2 separate regions of the Homo sapiens genome follow, and region 1 is linked to region 2. A link is a contact called in ENCODE Hi-C or POLR2A ChIA-PET data. All regions are on one chromosome and are shown on one strand. Each heading gives the region's core, a stretch centred on a gene start or an enhancer-like site at or near the end of the contact. The rest is flanking DNA. Distances are from core to core; before and after follow the strand shown. Region 1 has its middle 14 kb from the start of ZNF131. Region 2 holds the start of NIM1K (NIM1 serine/threonine protein kinase).

Region 1 (5,902 bases), core at 2,849-5,348, 86 kb after region 2:
ACTGAAATAAATCGACACCAAGAAACATAATTAAGCTTATAAAAATTAAAGGCAAAAAAATTATTGAAAGCAGTCAGAAAAAGAAACAAAACCCAAAACCTCGCCTACAGAGAAAAACAATTCAAATGACAGCAAACCTCTGATCAGAAACCACAGAGGACAGAAGGATGTGGCACAATATTTTTTATGTTGCTGCTGCTCAATTCTCAACCTCCTATTGAGATTCCAAATACCCGTTTATTAGGTTTTCTTGTTGTACACTCTGTGTCTTTTCCCATCTGTTCTGTATTTCCCATCTCTTGTCTTTTCTCCTTGTTTCCTCATGGACATTTTCTTCTGATTTTTCTTCCAGTTCACTAATTCTCTTCAGCTGTGCTAATCTTCTGTTAAACTCATTGAGTTATTGATTTGGTTGCTATATGTTTCATTTATTATTATTTTGAGGCAGAGTCTCACTTTGTCACCCATGCTGGAGTGCAGTGACGCAATCACAGCTCACTGCAGCCTCTGCCTCCGAGGTTCAAGCAATTCTGCTGCCTCAGCCTCCCGAGTAGCTGGGATTACATGAGCCCACAACCACACCCGGCTAATTTTTGTATTTTTAGTAGAGACGGGGTTTCACCTGTTGGCCAGGCTGGTCTCAAACTCCTGACCTCAAGTGATTCACCTGCCTCGGCCTCCGAAAGTGCTGGGATTACAGGCGTGAGCCACCGTGCCTGGCCATGGCTGCTTTATGTTTTAGTTATTTTTGCTTCTTTATTATCATTTCTAATTTTCTATGAGTTTCTCAATCTTGTCTTTTATTTTCTTATTCATATTGAATGGTATTTTACAGTCTGTGTCTCGGTATCTAGAGACTGTTTCGTTGTTGCTTCTCTCAGTGTTTCTTCATGTTCTATTGCCTTTCATTTTCTTAAAATTGAATGCTGGATACTGTATGGGAAATTTTTTACAAACACTTTGAGGCCTGCAATAATTTTATCTTTCTCTATAGAAGAATTTTGCTTTTGGTTGGCAGCTAGGGGTATTGGCAATTGGGATAACCTTAATTCAATTTTAGAAATGGAGATAATTCGGCTGGGCACAGTGGCTCACGCCTGTAATCCCTGCACTTTGGGAGGCTGAGGCAGACGGATCACAAGGTCAGGAGTTCGAGACCAGCCTGGCCAACATGGTGAAACCCTGTCTCTACTAAAAATACAAAAATTAGCCGGGCGTGGTGACACATGTCTGTAATCCCAGCTTCTCGGGAGACTGAGGCAGGAGAATCGCTTGATCTCAGGAGGTGGAGGTTGCAGTGAGCCAAGATTGTGCCACTGCACTCCAGCCTAGGCGACAGAGCGAAACTGTCTCAAAAAAAAAAAAAAAAAAAAGAAAGGGAGATAATTCGAAGATTAACTTACTTCCTTTTGAGAACTAGTTTATTACCAGTTCTCCTTTATTCCTAGGGTGTAGCACCTTAGGCTTTTAACCCACATCTGAGTCCTCCTTTTTATTAAGATTGTTTGGAGCTGGGCGCGGTGGCTCACACCTGTAATCCCAGCACTTTGGGAGGCCAAGGCGGGCATATTACTTGAGGTCAGTAGTTCGAGACCAGCCTGATCAACATGGAGAAACCCTGTCTCTACTAAAAATACAATATTAGCCAGGCATGATGGTGCATGCTATAATCCCAGCTACTTGGGAGGCTGAGGCAGGAGAATCGCTTGAACCCGGGAGGCTGAGGTTGTGGTGAGCTGAGATCTCGCCATTGCACTCCAGCCTGGGCAACGAGCAAAACTCTTCTCAAAAAAAAAAAAAAAAGATTGTTTGGATTTATTCTCATTGTTCATTTCTGAGATGTTATCACTAAAGACTCCTTTAAATATTCCATTTTTGTGTAAGTTGGTAATCAATGTTTTGTCCTTAGTTGGGTCAGACAGAGTTAAAAGGGAATCAGTGCCCATGCTCATGGCTAGCTTGATAGTGATAGTGATCAATGAGTTTCAAAAGGCTAGGAGAAAACCAGGGAGCAATAGTGAGAAAGCATGAGTTTAGTCAGGCTCCCTCCCTCATCACCCCTTGTGTGTAAACTTTAGAGTCCAGAGCATTATTTTTAGTGATGAAGGTAACACTTTTATATGTTCATTGGGTTCTTCTGAATCTTTTAAGCTCCTGTTGTTTTCTTTGAGGGCCAAGCGAACAGAGTCCTGGCCAAAAAATAACATTATAGTGGTGAAGATAGAGACATTGAGGGTTGTACTGATAACCTGTGATAGGGAGAAGATGTGGATGGTTTTAGTGCAGACCCTTGATTTGAATATACTTGTAATCAAATAACTTGTGTTTTCCTGAAATAGAGATTACTAATAATATCACTTAATAAGATGACATTAGTTACATAAAAACAGACAAGGTAGCTGTATCAACACATTTAGAATCTTTATTGAAAAAATAAGAATAGCAGAATAGGACATGGAATTAATTGAAAAATAAAGAATACATAGAATGATAAAATTCAGCACTCTCATAGCTCTGACTAAAAAAAATATTTTTAAAAATTCAGCATGCTTTCTCTCAGCACTGAGCAGTGCAGTTTAGGACATGTTTTTGGCAAATTGTTGGTATTGGTTTGTCTTAAAGGATTCATGCATAGGGCTTAAGAAAGCTTCCTCTTACACGGTACTAAAGTGGCCTATTAATGTGTCTCTCTCCCCTAGATTAGAATTTTTTTGAGGAAACTGAGACTATATCTTCTCTGTGGTCTCCTAGAGGTCATCAGGGCCACTTTCATTTTAGAGGTTCCTGGTATATTAAAAAATCAAGAAATCGGCCAGGCGCAGTGGCTCAGGCCTATAATCCCAGCACTTTCGGAGGCCGAGGCGGTCGGATCACGAGGTAAGAAGATTGAGACCATCCTGGCTGACACAGTGAAACCCTGTCTCTACTAAAAATACAAAAAAATTAGCCGGGCGTGGTAGCGGGTGCCTGTAGTCCCAGCTACTATGGAGGCTGAGGCAGGAGAATCGCGTGAACCCGGGAGGCAGAGCTTGCAGTGAGCCGAGATCGCACCGCTGCACTCCGGCCTGGGGGACAGAGCAAGACTCCATTTCAAAAAGAAAAAAAAATCAAGAAATCCCAAGTTTCCAAAAATTGTAGCCTATTTTAAATATTTACATTTAACAAATTTCTACTTTTTCACAAATCAGAATATAATACAATATAATCCAGCTTTTCAAAAGCTAATTTTCGGAATTCTAAGAAATAACATATTGTTAATAATTCATCGTGCCCTAGGGGGACAAAAATTTAAAGTTGAAGAATTAGCATCTTTCAGTCCTGTCACTGTAGCTCTGTCTGTGAGGCCTTCCACATATAAGAAGTGTCACGTCAAATGTGCCTGCTGTCTCCCTCAGCCCAAATTCTTGTCTTGGCCCTGGTCTTGTCATCTTTGTACCACGAGCCTAGTACAGTGGTTGCTTCATGGCGGACACTCAACAAATGCTTGTTGACATTTGTTTTTAAACTAAACTGTTTTAAGAATGATTCATTTGCCTTCTGAAAGTCAAGATACCAGAAAATGAGTCTGTTATTCAGTTTCTAGAACTCCTAAAGCACTATTTTACACATAATTTTCAGGCTTTGCCAAACTGTTACTAAACTTACAGTGGATGCTTTCCCCACATGATTCAAATTTCTGGTATGGAAAAATCTAAGCATAAAGGATGTGTGTGTGGAGGGGGAGGGAAGGCAGTAAATACCTCAACTCCTGACCCCATGAACCCATTTTATTAGGGATAAAACCAACGGTTGACTCATTGAGGGACTTTCTACAGTCATCTCAGGTGTATGCTAGACATGAAAGTCCTAGAAAGTTCTAGAAACATCCCAGTCTGTGGAAAGCAGCACCACCTCATCATAGCTGAATTTAGAACGACAGCATTGATCAATTCTCTTAGCACTGTATGAGCCAGGGTCGACACGCAGCAAGTCTTATGGAGCCCGTGTGCTGCTGCCCTCTAGTGGTTCTTCGGCCTGTGCAGGACCCACCGCTTTTCTCCCACCGTGAGGGGGCAGCAGAACTTCCAGGTTGTCAAACGCTGAAATCCGCTGGGCTGCTGAAACCAGCCAAGTCCATGGTCCTCCCCTCAAGGCACCGGAGATCATCAAGTAGTGCAGGAGTCATCAGTCCCAACACTGGGAGAGATGAGATTTGGTCCTTCAACTAAAATGCAGGATCGCACCGCTAGTCCTCTTCAGTGTCATTCCCTGCTTTCAAGGATACAAAACCAAGGGGACGAGGACCGAGGACAGAATGGATCTGCCAGCAGGAACCCGAAGCCAAACTGTCTTTCTCCCCACTCTTCCGCCCCCCCGAAAATGAAGGTTACCGTCGGGAGGGAGGGCATGTGGCAGTAGTGTCTCTAGTGGACAAAAGGTGATATGTCCATTGTAGTTTGATTCACTCTTCAATTCTCCTGGTTTGTTGTTGTTTATATTTCCCAACCAAGGCTTCCTGTCCTCTCAGTTTTCTTTCTTTCACATTATTTTTCTCCCTAGATTCACTTGCTCGGATAGCTCCTAGATCCTGTGCCCTCATCATCTTTTCCAAGGCCATCATCAGGACTCATGCAGGCTTTTTTTTGGGGGGGACGGAGTCTTGCTCTGTCGTCCAGGCTGGAGTGCAGTGGCTCGATCTCGGCTCAGTGCAACCTTCACCTCCCGGATTCAAGCGATTCTCCTGCCTCAGCCTCCTGAGTAGCTGGGATTACAGGCACATGCCACCACACCTGGCTAATTTTTGTATTTTTACTAGAGACGGGGTTTCACCATGTTGGTCAGGCTGGTCTCGAGCTCCTGACCTCGTGATCCACCCGCCTCTGCCTCCCAAAGTGCTAGGATTACATTTGTGTTCCTGGTTGGTCGTTGAGGAAAGAGGAGATTGGCGGGGTGGGTGGTGGTGGGAAGGCTCATTGGGGGAACTGGCCCTTGGTCCTGGGTATCTTGGCTTTGTTGGCCAAGGGGTGTGTGGTGGGGTTGTCTGTGGTCAGGATTTGAGGGCTTCTGGGAGGGGGAAGCCGGCCAAGGGTAGAGAGCTGCCAGAAGTCAAAATCGCGGACATGGGTTGGGCTGCCGAAAGATTCAGCAGACAGACAACAGCCCCGGCAACTGTGCTTAGCCCTGAAATGCCTCTACTGAGTCCTCCTAACATTTAGTCCGAGTGTGCCAGGGTGCCTTTCTGACGCCTTCCTGTTGCTCTCCCTGCCATCTCTACCATTCTCCTGCTTCTTAGTGCTTTGGATCAAATAATTGGGCTGGAGAAGAGCAAGTGGTAGGGGACAGACGTCTGATTCTGGCCTATTCTGCAGTCATCCTAGCATGGGTTTAGAGAATGACATTTTTCTGTTTGCAAGCAGGGTAGGCCTGTAGACTAGGGATTGTGTGTGGGAGGCTCCAGCATGGTCAGTGACAATGGAGCTGTAATTATGGGTCTCAAATTCAATCATACAATCTAGGTACATCTGGGACTTGGGATTGGGGTAGGTCTGGAATCTGGTTACGTGGGAAAACTTTCCTTGGACAATTTTCATCTAAGAAGCGGCACTTTCATCTTCATGTTTCACTTTCAGTTTCATGGTTCTCTCCCACACCCCACCCAACCACAAGCACTCCCATTTCCTAAGCACATCACACTCCTGATGCCCCCATTTCTGGACTAGTTCGGTACTCAGCAGGGATTGGAGGAGCTCCTTGCTCCTGTTCTGAACACTGTGTTAATGGAATTTGGCAGGGCGTGGTGGCTCATGCCTGTCATCCCAGGGCTTTGGGAGGCTGAAGTAGGAGGATTGCTTGAGGCCAGGAGTTGAAGACTAGCCTGGGTAACACGGGGACACTGCCCCCCGCCCCCCGCCCCCGTCAAAAC
Region 2 (6,051 bases), core at 1,233-3,732:
AGAATTTGAAGCTCAGAAATCGTGGATGTGTAATGAATTACGGTTCTTTAAAGAAACCAACATTTGCTGATAAAAGTATTTGAAATGGTACCACTGCTTGCCCCAAATTAAACCTTTTCAACTAAAAACCTAGGGTTAAACCAAGAATATAAAGGGCTCTATAACCTATCTGTAGTTATTACTGGGGAATTCAGATTTCATATAAACCTGTCTTTATTTTAAATGTAGTTAGAAAAAAAGCACACACCTCAAACCAAATATCCAATCCACATTTTTTCCTAACACAGAAGGAGGCTTCTCTGAAGGTTTTTCCAGGCTTACCATTTAACAGTGGTCCAGCTAAAAATAAACCCATGAGGGTTTACTAGGCAAATTCAATGGCACACCAAACACCAGTCCATGGGGAGTTGGATTCAGCTTTTTCCCCACTAGCCTCTCGCAGGAATCCCCCCCTACATTCTCCCATCTCCTAATTAGAAAGCTAATTAGGCTTCCAAATGTAAATGCTAAATGGCGAGGGCGATCTGGGCTCAGGCCAGGATTCGTGGAACATCTAACACCCTCCTCTGTCCTCTGTTCGTGCAGTGAGCTGTGGGAAGAGAGCTGGGCAGCATGACTATTTGGGGCCATTTAACTTGCTGGAGGGCAGTGTTTACTCTCATTTGTCTGAGCGGAAAGCTGTGTTGCATGGACTGCAAACTCTGAAAAAATAAAATAAAAAAAACAACAACATGCCTTGGGATTTTAGTACTTTAAGGGAAAAAGTAAGTACATTTTCATAAACTCAATTATTACCATGGTGACAACGAGGGTACAAGAGAAGGTCCTCTGGAGAACAGTTCCTGCTTCTAACTAGACAGCCTCTCAATAGAGCAGGGCGACTTCTTCAGTAACCATGACAACCAGAATTAGAAGTGCTGTTGCAACACTAACAGAAACCATCTTTTGAAGCGGTTCTGTGAATCACATTGAATACTGATGATGCAAGCTAGTGTGATACATACTTTTCAAACATTAAAAAAAATCTTATTACCATAAACAAATATTCACCTTAGATTTCCATTTGAAATCTTGACTTGGAATCACTTTTTTTCATCTGGTTTCGTTTGTTTCCCTTTTGGATTCCCGCGGCCTCAATTGCAAACGCGATTTGTGTAATTTCCAAACTTGTCAGAACTGCACGGGTAAGAGCTTAGAATGTGATTCATTCGCTCTTATTTTGAAACGGGATGAGGAATGGGGTGGGGGAGGGGGGGTAGACAGAGAGCCCTCTTGTCTACTGTACTCAGGAGGACGAAAACAGGGGAGGGAAGGGGAAAAGAGAGGAGAAAGGGAGAAAGGGAGGGAGGGAGGAGGAGAAGAGAAGGGGAGAGGAGGAGGAGGAAAGGAGGGAGGGAGAAGAGGGAAAAGGAGGGAAGGAGGGAAGGAAAAAACAGAAAGGAAAGAAGTGCTATAGCAGAATCTTTGCTGCCCATGTTATCTATTGCCTTGACTTCTCCATCTGCCAAGATGTGTCAAGCACGCAGAAGCTGGCTGGAATCGATATTTTAAAGACCCGGTTGCGATCTTTTCCTGGTCGTATCAAGGAGTCCTGGAGCTTCTAATATTCCTGGAGGGATATCCAGGAAGAGGAAAAGAGGCTCTTCCTTACTTCGTGCGGTCTTCCAAAAGAAGCACCTTTCGCTGGGGAGAGTCGCGGCGTGGGGTGCAATGGAAGGTTTTGTTCTCCTGGGCCACATGCGTTAGATGTCAGTTCTCTCCACCAGCAGCACCGGCCGGCGCGCGTGGGGAGATCACGCCGGTCTTCTGCCCTTGTAACAAACGCTCCAGATTTGGTCTGGTGCCTTAGGGCTCTGGTCCAGCGCACCCGCTGTGCGCAACGCTAGGCGCTAAGCTGCGCTCCTCGGCTCACGTGTGGACGCGCACGCAGACACGAGTGTCCACACCATACAGAGACATGGGTGCACACACGCGCGCACATAGACATGGGCGCCGCACATGACACGGGCACCACACATGACACGGGCACACACGCGCGAGCACGCTCTCGCCCTGGCTCTAATGCCCCCTCCTCTCGCTTGCGGATCGGCCTGGGCAGGTGTGGGGGTACGCCCCAGAAAGCGCCTAACCTTCTTCTGACCCCACTTCGCAGACACCCCGTGGCAGGGCTTCCTTTCTTCCTTGGGTCGCGGGGAGGAGAGGCGCCTCCTCCTCAGCCACCCAGGTCTGCAGCCTAGCAGAGGAAGGGTGGCGGGGTGGGGGTGCTGGCGGCGAGTCCCCCAGCCCCTCGCTTACCTTCGTGGCGAGGCCAGCTCTTGGGCTTCGCTGCACGGCGCCAGGCTAGGCGCGCTGGGTTGTTGCCTCTGGAGCAGGAGCGGTCGGTGTGTGGATGTCCCGAGGTGAGGGCGCCGCTGTCGCGCTTGAGGCTCCCGGAGCTGTCAGGGGCGGCCGACCTGACCGGCAGCGGCCCAGGGCAAACCCCGCCCTCCGGCCTAGGCCGGCTCCGCAGCGGGGACCGAGACGCCCCACAGCGTTTCCTGAAGGACCAATCCGGAGCGAGGGGCTGGCGTGGGGAAGGAGGGACGGGGGGCCTGTAGTGCACCCGGACGCCGGCCTGGACCTTGTAAGCTGGTTTCTATGGCAGCCAGGAGGGAGGGGCGAGAGGGAGGGGACGCGCGGCGCAGGGACACCCAGTGCAGTCGCTCGGGGAGGGGGGTGATTGGGCCTGACGCAAAGAGGACCCCTTCTAGAGTCTGGATGGGAGCAGCTACACGGCCGAAAGCGGGCTGACACAGCTCCCACCGACGTACGCCTCGTGCCGAGCGGTTCCAGCGCTTCAGCAAGGGTTTCCATGTCCTTGGGAAACCGTGACCCAGTAATCCTCCCAACAGAAAGGGGGTTTCCAGCAAACCACCGTGACAGCTCCTCCGGGTGAGTCGGGCAGGGTTTAGGTTCTGCAGAAAGAAGTGCTAATGTCACCCTCTGTCTGGATTCCTGGCATACATCGGTTCCCCTGGTGCCACTTTGTCACTGGCTCCCTAATCTCCTGCTAGGGAGATACTCTCGGCTGTGACCCTCAGATGCCAAAGATTATTTTTCTAGTTTATAAACTAGAAATACCGTCACTGGATTGAACGTAGAGTTGGAAATGGGATTCGCAAAATACTAAATAAAACATACCGGTTATTTACTGAAGTTTAAGCCCTTCCTTTTACAGAGAGAGAAAAAAAAAACTGAGTTCAGAGGGGTCAGTTAACTTAGCAAGGGTCACACAACTGATTAATGGCAGAGCCAGGACTAGACACCCTAAGTCATAGTTCTGCGAGCATTCTTTCTACTTCCTCCTGCTCTCCATCCTGTATTGATTGCCAGAGCAATATTTACAAGAGCAAAACTGTTAAGTAGCAACATAACCCATGTCTACAATTCTTTTATGGTAGAAACTAGGGAACCCCAAAATTCCTTTTTTGCTATTTGCCAGGCATTGTAATAAACTCTTTTACAAAGAGTAACTGATTAAATCCTCATGATAATCTATGGGTTAGGTACTGTTACTGTCATCCTTGTTTTGATAGATGAAGAAACTGAAGCCCAGAGAGGTTACAGGATTTGATCGAGATCACACAACTGTTGAATGCTGGCTCTGGGACTCTAACCCAGTTTGTTTGACTCCAGAGTTGGTGTTCTTCATTACTTTGTCTCTGCTGCCTGTTTGTGTGATGATTAAAGGGGTCAGGAACGGGAAGGGCAAGAAATAAAAACCTTGGACAGCTCCGTGCACTGACGGTTGAGATTGGAAAGAAAATTGAAAGAACCTGAAACAACTGCTTCCTTGGCTTCTGAGAGTGGTCATCTATTTATGTAGAACAAGGGTTCTCTCGAGAAAATTTGTTTTTAAAGAGACATCCCCTCCTCAAAAGACAAGAGGTTTGTTGTTTTTTTTTTTTAAGAGTAATCTTTAAAATAGTACATGCCATCAGTCTATTTTCTTTCTAATGCAATAAAATGCAGGGAGAAACTCTACATATTTTTAAAGATATAAAAGACCCTTGAATTCAAATAAACAGAATAAAATTTCATAGAGAAATTGCCTAGAAACCAAGAGCCTCAAACACCCAATCTGACAGAGGCTCTCTGTGACATAGATCCTCACCATCACACCCCAAAGAGCATGCACAAGGCAGAGGTGATGATAGGTTCTAGTAGCTTAAAAGGTTACTGAACACTTTAGGCTAATACCATCACATTGGGAGTTAAGATTTCAATATATGAATTGGGAGATACAAAAATTTAGTCCATAACAGAACCCTTCCCAACTTTTATCTTTCTTTCAGGAATCTCTATTTTATACTATGTGTGTCAGACCTTCTCATTCTATTTCATGTCTTTTCTCAGATTCTCTAGATTTTTAACATTTTGTGCTACATTCTAGGTAATTTCTTCAGATCTACCTTCTGTTCATGAATTTTCTCTTGCACTAACCTGCACACTGACTTTATGATAATGCAAATATAATTAAATCAAGAGGTTTGAGAGTGCCGATTTCAGTATCTTTCACAGCAGGGGTGAATTGATAGCTTAAAATTGAATCACTTATTTACAACAACTAGTATTATTAAAATCCCTTTTTTCTTAACTTTATAGGAAACTTGTAAGAACTAATATTTCTTGTAAAAAACCTTTTTCTGAGGTTTAGCAATTTTTTCTGCTTTCCTTCTTATTTCCGTTAAATCCAATAAAAATTAAACTGAAAGGCCGGGCACGGTGGCTCACGCCTGTAATCCCAGCACTTTGGGAGGCCGAGGCGGGTGGATCACGAGGTCAGGAGATGGAGACCATCCGGGCTAACACGGTGAAACCCCGTCTCTACTAAAAATACAAAAAAAATTAGCCGGGCGTGGTGGCAGGTGCCTGTAGTCCAGCAACTCGGGAGGCTGAGGCAGGAGAATGGCGTGAACCCGGGAGGCGGAGCTTGCAGTGAGCCGAGATCGCGCCACTGCACTCCAGCCTGGGAGGCAGAGCGAGACTCTGTCTCCAAAAAAAAAAAAAAAAAAAAAAAAAAAAAAAAATTAAACTGAAAGAATTAAAACTAGCAATGGTGACCCTGTTTTTATTTTTCTTTATTTTATTTATTTATATATATATATTTTTTGACGTAGAGTCTCACTCTGTCGCCCTGGCTGGAGTGCAGTGGCGTGATCTCGGCTTACTGTAACCTCTGCCTCCCAGGTTCAAGATATTCTCCTATCTCAGCCTCCCGAATAGCTAGGACTACAGGTGCATGCCACCACGCCCAGCTACTTTGTTCGTTTGTTTTTGTTTTTGTTTTGTTTTGTTTTTGAGACGGAGTCTTGCTCAGTTGCCCAGGCTGGAGTGCAGTGGCGCGATCTCGGCTCCCTGCAAGCTCCGCCTCCCGGGTTCACGCCATTCTCCTGCCTCAGCCTCCTGAGTAGCTGGAACTACAGGTGCCCGCCACCACGCCTGGCTAATTTTTTGTATTTTTAGTAGAGACGGGGTTTCACCGTGGTCTTGATCTCCTGACCTCGAGATCCGCCCACCTCGGCCTCCCAAAGTGCTGGGATTACAGGTGTAAACCACCAAACCCGGCCTAATTTTTGTATTTTCAGTGGAGACGGGGTTTCACCGTGTTAGCCAGGATGGTCTCCATCTCCTGACCTCGTGATCCACCTGCCTCAGCCTCCCAAAGTGCTGGGATTACAGGCGTGAGCCGCCGCGCCCAGCCCTTTTTTTTTTTTAAATACTTTAAGTGCTAGGGTACATGTGCATAACATGCAGGTTTGTTACATATGTATACATGTGCCATGTTGGTGTGCTGCACCCATTAACTCGTCATTTACATTAGGTATATCTCCTGATGCTATCCCTCCCCCCTCCCCCCACCCCACTACAGGCCCGGGTGTGTGATGTTCCCCACCCTGTGTCCAGGTGTTCTCATTCTTCAATTCCCACCTATGAGTGAGAACATTCAGTGTTTGGTTTTCTGTCCTTGCCATAGTTTGCTCAGAATGATGGTTTCCAGCTTCATCCATG

What was found. A loop is a pair of places that touch in the nucleus more often than their neighbours do. ChIA-PET counts read pairs that join two places held with the same protein, here RNA polymerase II (POLR2A). Pooled maps may share reads with other maps.
Region 1: a loop to region 2 is called in a map of dorsolateral prefrontal cortex, with 5 times the contacts of the local background. The contact joins the enhancer-like site here to the promoter of NIM1K in region 2. A Hi-C loop is called at or near these places in 2 of 168 maps with a recorded cell type or tissue (MCF 10A and dorsolateral prefrontal cortex), 2 of 37 single-sample maps with no recorded cell type and 20 of 50 pooled maps. POLR2A ChIA-PET finds 5 or more read pairs at or near these places in 4 of 52 experiments (GM12878, Panc1, activated T-cell and 1 more).

Annotation. Positions count from the first base shown.
Region 1 is chr5:43,103,992-43,109,893 of GRCh38, reverse strand. No RefSeq gene overlaps it. Among named protein-coding and RNA genes, the nearest start is that of ZNF131, 14 kb to the left of the region's middle. RefSeq lists an enhancer at 4,178-4,287. Within about 2 kb of position 4,098, at least 27 of the 41 ENCODE cell types and tissues checked have a DNase peak (open chromatin) inside an H3K27ac peak, as active enhancers do; they include GM12878, Panc1 and dorsolateral prefrontal cortex, where a contact is called at or near this core.
Region 2 is chr5:43,188,656-43,194,706 of GRCh38, reverse strand. NIM1K (NIM1 serine/threonine protein kinase) reads right to left here and starts at 2,482. Exons shown (of 4, transcript NM_153361.4): 1 at 2,296-2,482. RefSeq lists an enhancer at 1,457-2,166 and a silencer at 2,502-2,641.